Regions from separate parts of the Homo sapiens genome. Here region 1 is linked to region 2. Evidence: read pairs that join two places in POLR2A ChIA-PET (ENCODE). Cell type or tissue: Panc1. All regions are shown on one strand. Links, peaks and the distances in the headings refer to the core of each region. The heading gives the core; the rest is flanking DNA.

The links. Peaks named below come from ENCODE experiments on the same cell type or tissue, not always from the same donor. Only the 100,000 strongest peaks of a DNase experiment are listed, where the experiment ranks them.
Region 1: POLR2A ChIA-PET joins it to region 2 with 10 read pairs; 3 of 35 experiments call an interaction of 5 or more read pairs at or near these places.

The regions. Positions count from the first base shown.
Region 1 is chr1:27,048,413-27,052,796 of GRCh38, forward strand. The region is part of intron 5 of LOC101928391 (a long non-coding RNA gene); the gene reads left to right. Among named protein-coding and RNA genes, the nearest start is that of TENT5B, 38 kb to the left of the region's middle. RefSeq lists enhancers at 1,224-2,041, 2,042-2,857. In Panc1, for the core only: no CTCF peak of the experiment used is centred there; no DNase peak of the experiment used is centred there.
Region 2 is chr1:27,540,246-27,544,629 of GRCh38, forward strand. The region is part of intron 8 of AHDC1 (AT-hook DNA binding motif containing 1); the gene reads right to left. Among named protein-coding and RNA genes, the nearest start is that of WASF2, 52 kb to the left of the region's middle. RefSeq lists enhancers at 2,253-2,771, 2,772-3,289. In Panc1, for the core only: no CTCF peak of the experiment used is centred there; DNase peaks (open chromatin) are centred at 256 and 2,326; H3K27ac peaks cover 3,294 bases.

The sequences.
Region 1 (4,384 bases), core at 267-4,266, 490 kb before region 2:
ATATGGCCACACTGGGGATTACATTTCGGCATAGGCTGGGTGCACTGGCTCATGCCTGCAATCCCAGCACTTTGAGAGGCCAAGGTGGGCTGATTGCTTGAGCCCAGGAGTTCCAGACCAGTCTGGGCAACATGGTGAAACCCCATCTTGACAAAATATAAAAAAATTAGCCAGGCATGGTGGTATGCACGTGTAGTCCTAGCTACTCCAGGGGCTGAGGTGGGAAGATTGCCTGAGCCCAGGGAGGTTGACGCTGCAGTGAGCCATGACTGTGCCACTGCACTCCAGCCTATGCAACAGAGCGAGGTCCTGTCTCAAATATATAAAAGAGCTGGGCGCGGTGGCTCACACCTGTAATCCCAGCACTCTGGGAGGCTGAGGCGGGCGGATCATGAGGTCAGGAGATCGAGACCATCCTGGCTAACACGGTGAAACCCCTTCTCTACTAAATATACAAAAAAATTAGCCGGGCGTGGTGGCAGGTGCCTGTAGTCCCAGCTCCTCGGGAGGCTGAGGTAGGAGAATGGTGTGAACCCAGGAGGTGGAGCTTGCAGTGAGCCGAGATCACACCACTGCACTCCAGCCTGGGCGACAGAGCGAGACTCCATCTCAAAAAAAAAAAAAAAAAAAAAAAAAAATATATATATATACACACACACACACACACACACACACACATATGTATATACACACATATATGTATATATACACACACATATATGTATATATATACACACACACATATATAAAAGAAAAAAGTATTTCAACATGAGTTTTGGTGGAGACAAATAGTCCAACCACAACAATATCCCAAAGTTATTCCATCAGGATGGGTCCCTGGGGGTTTTGTAAAGGCAGTATTTCATTTCCTCAGATGTACTGTGAGAAACTGCTGGAATTTCTGGTTTGGGGAAGGCTGAGGCCCTCAGAGGTCTAGATGAGATTTTTTGGTTTCTTCCTTTGCTGGGAAAAACGGATCAGGATGGCCTCGTTTAGACTGTCAGACACTCTGGGATCCTTGGACTTCCCTCAGGAGAAGAAAAGTTGGACCTTCTACCACCAATAGGAAGGGCACTCAGAAATCCTGGTGATATGGCTCTGATGATTGGAGGAACACCAGGGTCCTTGGTTCTCATGCTGGTTTAGATAAAACGACACAGACACATGTAGAGTTGTTTTAAGGAGTGGAGAGTTTAATAGGCAAGAAGGGAGAAGGCAGAAAGAAGAAGCTCCCCCATACAGAGACAGAGAGAGGAGGACTCCAAAGCTGAGAGAGGGAACCCCAAGTGGGGTGCAAACCAGCCAGGTATATATACAGAGGCTGGAGGAGGCGGTGTCTGATTTGCATGGGGCTCAGGGGATTGGTTTGACCAGGCCTGTCATTCACTTAGCCCGCAAAAAAGCTGGCCCTCCCACCCTAGCCTTTTAATATGCAAATGCAGGGTGCCAGGATGTTTTACACACGTGGGGATATGTGGGGGCAGCCATGTTGCCAGGAACATGTGGGGCAAGAGCAAGAAGGCTGCAGGAATTGCCATGTTGGGTGGACCCAGTTTCTAATGACCTGCATTTGCATATTAAAGGCTTTTCTGGAGATGCTTTAAAAAACAAAAACTTTCCAAGGACTCCTTTTCCTCTCTATCTGCCTAAAATAATTTCTTAATAACTCCTACAACACTAGTATTCTGAATATCAGAGGAACTGTGGATTTAATTTGGCTGTTATGCTGATGAAGCAGGGTGCACCTGAGAGGGCCAGGAATGTTAGCAGCCGTGTCCTATGGCGTGGGCTCCCTCCCTCCGTTTCCAAAGGGGCAGATACAGGAGAAGGTGGAGGGCTCTGCACAGCTGCCTTTGGTGCCTGAAGTCCCACTGAGGCAAATCTGGGCCACACAGCCTCACTCCATTACCGCCTTTATGAGTGATTTCTGGAGATATTCCAAGCCCAGCACATTCTTATCCTCAGGTATTTTAGAGATCTATTCGTAGGGCACAAATCATCCCCAAACTTAGCAGCTTAAAACAATATACATTTGGCCAGGCATGATGGCTCACGCCTGTAATCCCACCACTTTGGGAGGCCAAGGCGGGCGGATCACCTGAGGTCAGGAGTTTGAGATCAGCCTGACCAACATGGAGAAACCCCATCTCTACTAAAAATACAAAAAATTAGCCGGGTGTGGTGGTGCATGCCTGTAATTCCAGCTATTCGGGAGGGTGAGGCAGGAGAATCATTTGAACCTGGGAGGCAGAGGTTGCAGTGAGCCGAGATTGTGCCCCTGCACGCCAGCCTGGGCAACAAGAGTGAAACTCCGTCTCAACAACAACAACAACAACAACAACAACAACAACAAAAACCCCAAAACCAATATACATTTGTATACATTTATCCTCTCACTGAGCTTCTGAGGGTCAGGAATCCAGGAGCAGCTTAGCTGGGTGGCCCTGATTCAGGGTCTCTCTTAAAGTTGTGGTCAAGATGTCAGCTGGGACTGGGCGTGGTGGCTCACGCCTGTAATCCCAGCACTTTGGGAGGCCAAGGCGGGCAGATCATATGAGGTCAGGAGTTTGAGACCAGCCTGGACAACATGGTGAAACACCTTCTCAACTAAAAATACAAAAATTAGCCAGGCATGGTGGCACGCACCTGTAATTCCAGCTACTCAGGAGGCTGAGGCAGGAGAATTATTTGAACCCAGGAGGCAGAGGTTGCAGTGAGCCAAGATCGCGCCATTACACTCCAGCCTGGGTGACAGCAAGAGTCCATCTCAAAAAAAAAAAAAGATGTCAGCTGGGATGACCGACTCCTGAAGGCCTGACTGGGGCTGGAGGATCTGCTCCCAAGGCAGCTCACATAGTTGGCAAGTTGGTGCTGATTGATGACAGGCGGCCTTGGTTCCTCACGCATGGGCTTCTCCACAGGGCTGCTTGTACATCCTCACAACATGGTGGCTGCCCTCCCCAAGAGGAAGCGTTCCAACATGGCAGGGTTGAAGCCACCAATCTCTTTTATGGCCTAGCCTTGAAAATCACACGCTATCACTCCTGCTGTACTCCCTTGGTCACCCAGGCCAACCCTATTTAATGTGAGAGAAGACCACACAAGGTTGTAACTAGCAGGAGGTAGGGGTTGCTGGGGCCATCTTGGAGGCTGGCTACCTCACCAGCCTTTGGGTTAATCTTCAGGTAAATCTTCAAACTTTATACTCAGTGGTTCCCATGCCTCCGAGAACTACCTAAGAGAACCCATTTATGCCTGAGGTTGCAATTTTTTGAATTTTTGCAATGAGACCTTGGCGGTGCCCTTGAGCAGTAGGATATAAATAACTCCCACATGCTTAGTGTTCCAATAATGGAACACTAGGCATAAATGGGTTTAAGCATCTTCTATCCATGAGGGGCTCTGTGTTTGAAGAAGGATGAGGAAGATGCCCCGTGCAGGCCCCACCAACTTCCCAGTGGCTCACTTCCTGCTTTGCCCCTCACTCACTGGCACTTTCTGTGTTTCAGCAGCCTGTTCTGGCCATAGCAAAAAGGGGTCCTCCAGCGACTGCCACAGCTGTTCCAACAACAGCCTCAGCCTTTGGCATTTCATGGTTTCCTCAGGAAACTGACTAGATGAGCCCATTTCTTAGGGACAGCCCAGTTTAAGACCACAGGGACAACCTTGAACCCACTAACTCTATCCTCATCTCACTCTACCAGCCAGCTACAGTGAAGGTTCTTTTGGAGGCCAGTGACAGAAGCCAACTCAGCCAAAAGTGGAATCCAAGGCCGGGCGCGGTGGCTCACGCCTGTAATCCTAGCACTTTGGGAGGCCGAGGTGGGCGTATTACCTGAGCTCAAGAGTTCAAGGCCAGCCTGAGCAACACGGCGAAAACCCGTCTCTACTAAAATACAAAAAATTAGCCGGGCGTGGCGGCATGCGCCTGTAGTCCCAGCTGCCTCGCCTGTAGTCCCAGCTACTTGGGAGGCTGAGGCAGAAGTGCTTGAACCCGGGAGGCGGAGCTTGCAGTGAGCCAACATTGCGCTACTGCTCTCCAGCCTGGGCGACAGAGCGAGACTCCACCTCCAAAAAAAAAAAAAGTGGAATCCAGTGGGAGGGTGCCAGAGTGCGTCACAGTACAAAGGGAAATTGAAGAGCCAAGGCCCAGGAAGGGCAGGGACCAGGGCAGTCCTGTGGATGCTAACAGCGGGGGTTCATGGGCTCTCACTGTGGAGCACAGCTAGACTTGGTACCAGAGACTTGTCTCTGCTCCAATTTCCTGGCAGACAGAATCTAATTGGCTCAGCCGTGTCAGGTGCCCATCCCTGGTCCAATCAGCAATGGCGGGGTAGGGGTGGACTCCCAGCCATGATGGCGTAGGGGTGGGGCAGGTCCTAGG
Region 2 (4,384 bases), core at 214-4,213:
ATTTGAACTGGTTTATTTACACACCCTGTCCCTGCCCTTCTATTAGGAGCACTTCCTGATGACAGGGTGAAATTGTCCCATCCCGTTCCCCAGGGCTTAACCTTTCCTCTTAGAATTCTCCCTATTCTACATGCTTTTCTTCAACTCAAGTTAAAAAAAAAAAAACAAAAAAACCTGAAATGTCCCAGGCATGATGAGACACTGGGTGGGGGAGGGGAGGACGGTGCCCAGAGATGAGTAATTGCCCTAAAGGAGTTGGTGGCGTGGCAAGGAGGGCATTCCCAGGAAGGGCTGTCACGGATGCAGAGAGGGTGAGAGATTAATTGGACCTGAGAAGGACCCTGGAATGCTTCTTGGAGGAAGTGATGTCTGAGTGAAAGATAGGAACTGACAGGTGGGAGATGGGGTAGGAAAGGGCCACCCAGGCCAGGAACAGCAAAAGCACGGGGCACCTTTGGGAGCCAGCCCTCCCAGAGCTCCCTCCTGTTTCCACACATGCTCCTGGCTGTTAAGGGAGGGTGTGTGTGAGGAAGATCGGGGCTGAAAAAAAGGTTGGGTGCCAGGACGGAAGCCTGGAATACCTTGAATACCATGCTGGGAAGCTGGGCCTTGATTTTATAGGCAAGGAAGGAGGCTGGAGAGGGAAGGAAGCAATCAGAAGGTGTAGAGCAATGGAGTCACAGGAGCAGATGTGTTTTAATCAATTCATCCAATAAATATTTTAGGGACTCCAGACACTGTGCATCTAAAAATGCTAAAAAAAAAAAAAAAAAAAAAAAAACAACAACAAAACCCAAGCACTTTGGTGGCCATAATGGGGAGAATGAACTGGGGGGCTGGGGGTGGGGTGCGTGCTTGGAGCAGGGAGGGAGTGGGGCCAGAAACCCAGGTGGCTGAGCTAGAGCTAAAGCCTCTGAAGTCTCAAATTTGTCAAGACCCATTTCCTGCCTCCAGGAATCTCCTGCTGCCTGCCCTGCTCACAACGGTTTTAGAGGGTGGTCCCTGTTCCTTCTCATGGGAGTGTCCCAGGCCCTGTTCTAGAGAGTGATGCTCATGTGGAGGATTTTTATTTTTTATTTTTTATTTTTTTTGAGACGGAGTCTTGCTCTGTCGCCCAGGCTGGAGTGCAGTGGTACGATCGTAGTTCACTGCAACCTCCGGCTCCAGGGTTCAAGCAATTCTCCTGCCTCAGCCTCCCACGTAGCTGGGACTACAGGCACACACCACCACAACTGGCTAACTTTTGTGTTTTTAGTAGAGACAGGGTTTCACCATGTTGGCCAGGCTGGTCTCAAACTCCTGGCCTCAAGTGATCTGCCCGCCTCGGCCTCTGAAAGTGCTGGAATTACAGGCATCAGCCACTGTGCCCGGCCCATGTGGAGGTTTTTTTTTTTTTTTTTGAGACAGAGTTTTTGCTCTTGTCACCCAGGCTGGAGTGCAGTGGTGTGATCTTGGCTCACTGCAACCTCCGCCTCCCGGGATCAAGCAGTTCTCCTGCCTCAGCTTCCCGAGTAGCTGGCACTACAGGCACCTGCCATCATGCCCGGCTAATTTTCGTATTTTTAGTAGAGACAGGGTTTCACCACGTTAGCCAGGCTGGTCTCGAACTCCCAACCTCAGGTGATCCTCTTCCCTCGGCCTCCCAAAGTGCTGGGATTACAGGCGTGAGCCACCGCGCCTGGCAAGGAGGTTTTAAACAAACACCTGTAAAAGGCTGCAAGCCCTGTGGGGGCAGGGCACTGTGTGTCTTGCTCAGTGATACCTGCAGCACTGGATACAATGCCTGGCCCCAAGCAGGTCACTAGCTCATGTGTGTGAACACAGAATTTATCTACTTCCCCCAGCCTTCCAGCACAAACGCAGTGCACTATGGCAGCAAAGGTTATGCTGACAAAGATGGCACAACTGCCAGGGGAAAAATCATGACATATTACAGTCACAAGAAAATATTTTTCATATTTGCAGTGGGGGAGAGGACTGGTGTGCATAACTGTGATGACAGCATTTCTAGCTGAGCCGGGTCATTTTGTCCTTGGGTCCTCCAGGGAGGACTCGGCCCAATTGCTAACGCAAAGAACTAGGTGCTATCACAAAGCCTCCCCCAAGGCCCCAAATCCACACTAGAATACAACCTCCTTCCTAGGAGGAGCACAGGCGAGGGAGGGCCGGCTCTATGGTCCTGCATGAAGGTACAAGAGGCGAGGGTTGGAGGTGTGTGACTCACACAGGCTGGTCAGAGGCCCCGGAGTTCAGCCTCTGTCGGGTATTTACCTACCCATCACCAGCCGCTGACTACGTGCTCACTGTGTACCAGGGACCTGGCCAAGGGCTTCACGTGTAATCTCATTTAATTCTCACAAGAGATGCAGAGAGGTGACGTGACTCATCAGGTGACATGACTCACCAGGTCACCTAGCTGGTAAGGGATGGAACTGGGTTGTGCATAGAGGCCTATCTGTGTCCACAGGCAGGCTCCCAGCCACCACCCTCCAGTTCCGTGGCCCTGCTCTGGGACGTGGGAAGATAAGAAAGAAGAAGGGTGAGTCGGTATGGTCGTGGAGAGATTACATTTTCAGGAAATGAGGGCTCAGAACAAGGCCTGGCCTAAACATGGCTGCAGGAGTGGCAAGAGATAGGATCAGAGGGAGGATGGCCTCAGAGAGTGTGGGGAAGAACTTGTGCCCAGAAGAGTCAGGGCAGGACTGGCTGGGCCCTGACGTAAGGCCTCTTGCTCAGAGTCACAGGCAAGATCAAGTGACCTCTCGAGGTTTCAAGACACGAAGAGACAAAGCCCAGAGCAGCTGCGGCCTGGTCCAGGCCCGGGCATGCCTGCTGACCCCGGCTGGATGGTGGCCTTGGAAACTGCTTCCTGCTTCAGTCAGGCCCTAGCCGCGTAACCTTGGAGGACCTGTGACATTTCTCTTGGCCTCAGGTCAGGCCTGAGAGGGAGTAGGGAGGGGAGAGGGACTCGAGAATCCTGAACACCTTGGAGGGCCCTTCATACCCTCCCACCCCTGTCCCCAGGGTCTGATAGGGTCGATCTTTAGCCCACAGGGCCCAACGTGGAGCCAGTCTGTCTGGCTCTACTTTCCATCTAGAGGCCCAGAGAAGATGTCTGCACAGGGCCAAGGCCCCCTCCTTGCTTGACCCGTTCTGTTCCCCGTCCCATCAGCCACAGCTCTCAGATCAGTCAGGCTCCACATTCCCCATTCTGTCTCCTCTGAGCTTTTATCTTCTAATCCACATTGGGATGTGACCTGCCTTTGCCCACAGTTCCCTCTGCCCAGAATGCCCTTCCCCCGGTCTCCATGTGTGCAAACCTTGCCTATTCTTGAAGGTTGAGCTCCAGTGCAGCTTCTTCCACAGAACCTCAAAATCCATTTAAGATGTCAGACCCAGCAAGAGTTGTGGGGACTGGGGCGGGTGCGGTGGCTCACACCTGTAATCCCAGCACTTTGGGAGGCTGAGGCAGGTGATTCACAAGGTCAGGAGTTCGAGAACAGCCTGACCAATGTGGTGAAACCCCATCTCTACTAAAAATACAAAAAAGTTAGCTGGGCACAGTGGTGCGCCCCTGTAATCCCAGCTACAGGAAGCTGAGGCAGGAGAATCGCTTGAACCCAGGAGGCAGAGGCTGCAGTGAGCCGAGATCGTGCCACTGCACTCCAGCCTCGGCGACACAGTGAGGCTCCATCTCAAAAAGAAAAAAAAAAAAAAGTGTAGGGATTGTCCAATCCAACCTATCCTTTTGCAGATGGGGAATCAGGCGTGGGGAGATGAGAGGCAGCCATATGGCAGAGCACCCAGGCTCAGGAGGGACAGTACTGGGTTCTAATCCTGGCTCCACTATCTGCCAATGGATCCCCTGGGCAAGGTTCAGAGCTGCACCCATTTCCTCAACTCTAATGTGGGATAGGGCGGGAGGCAGGGGGTTGTGGTGGGGAGACACACCCCACCTCATAGTCTGCTGTGAAGGGTCAGTGAGGCAGCGTTACATAAAGGGCCCAGCACAAATGTCCCTTTTCTCATCAAGGGGGCAGAGGGCTGACTTCTGACCACAACACCCAGCTGTCCAGCAAATCTTTGTTTCTCACTGCCTCTGGGCACCTGCCACTCTCTGCCAGGTGTTTTCAGGTTTTTTGTGTACTTGTTTTAGTTTCCTGGGGTGGAGGCTGAACTGGAGGACAGGGGTCATGCCTGCTTTGTCTCCCCAGTACCCAGCACTGGATGGACACACAGGGGCTCAGGTTGGGAAACTAAGCTCAACTGCTGCTTCTCCAGTGCCTGGCGTCAAAACTGCTCACTGCTATTGGTGAATGAGCGTGTCCTTGTCCTCTCTGCTTAAGCCCTCTGTTGAGAGTGGCAACTCCCTCTATGAACTTTT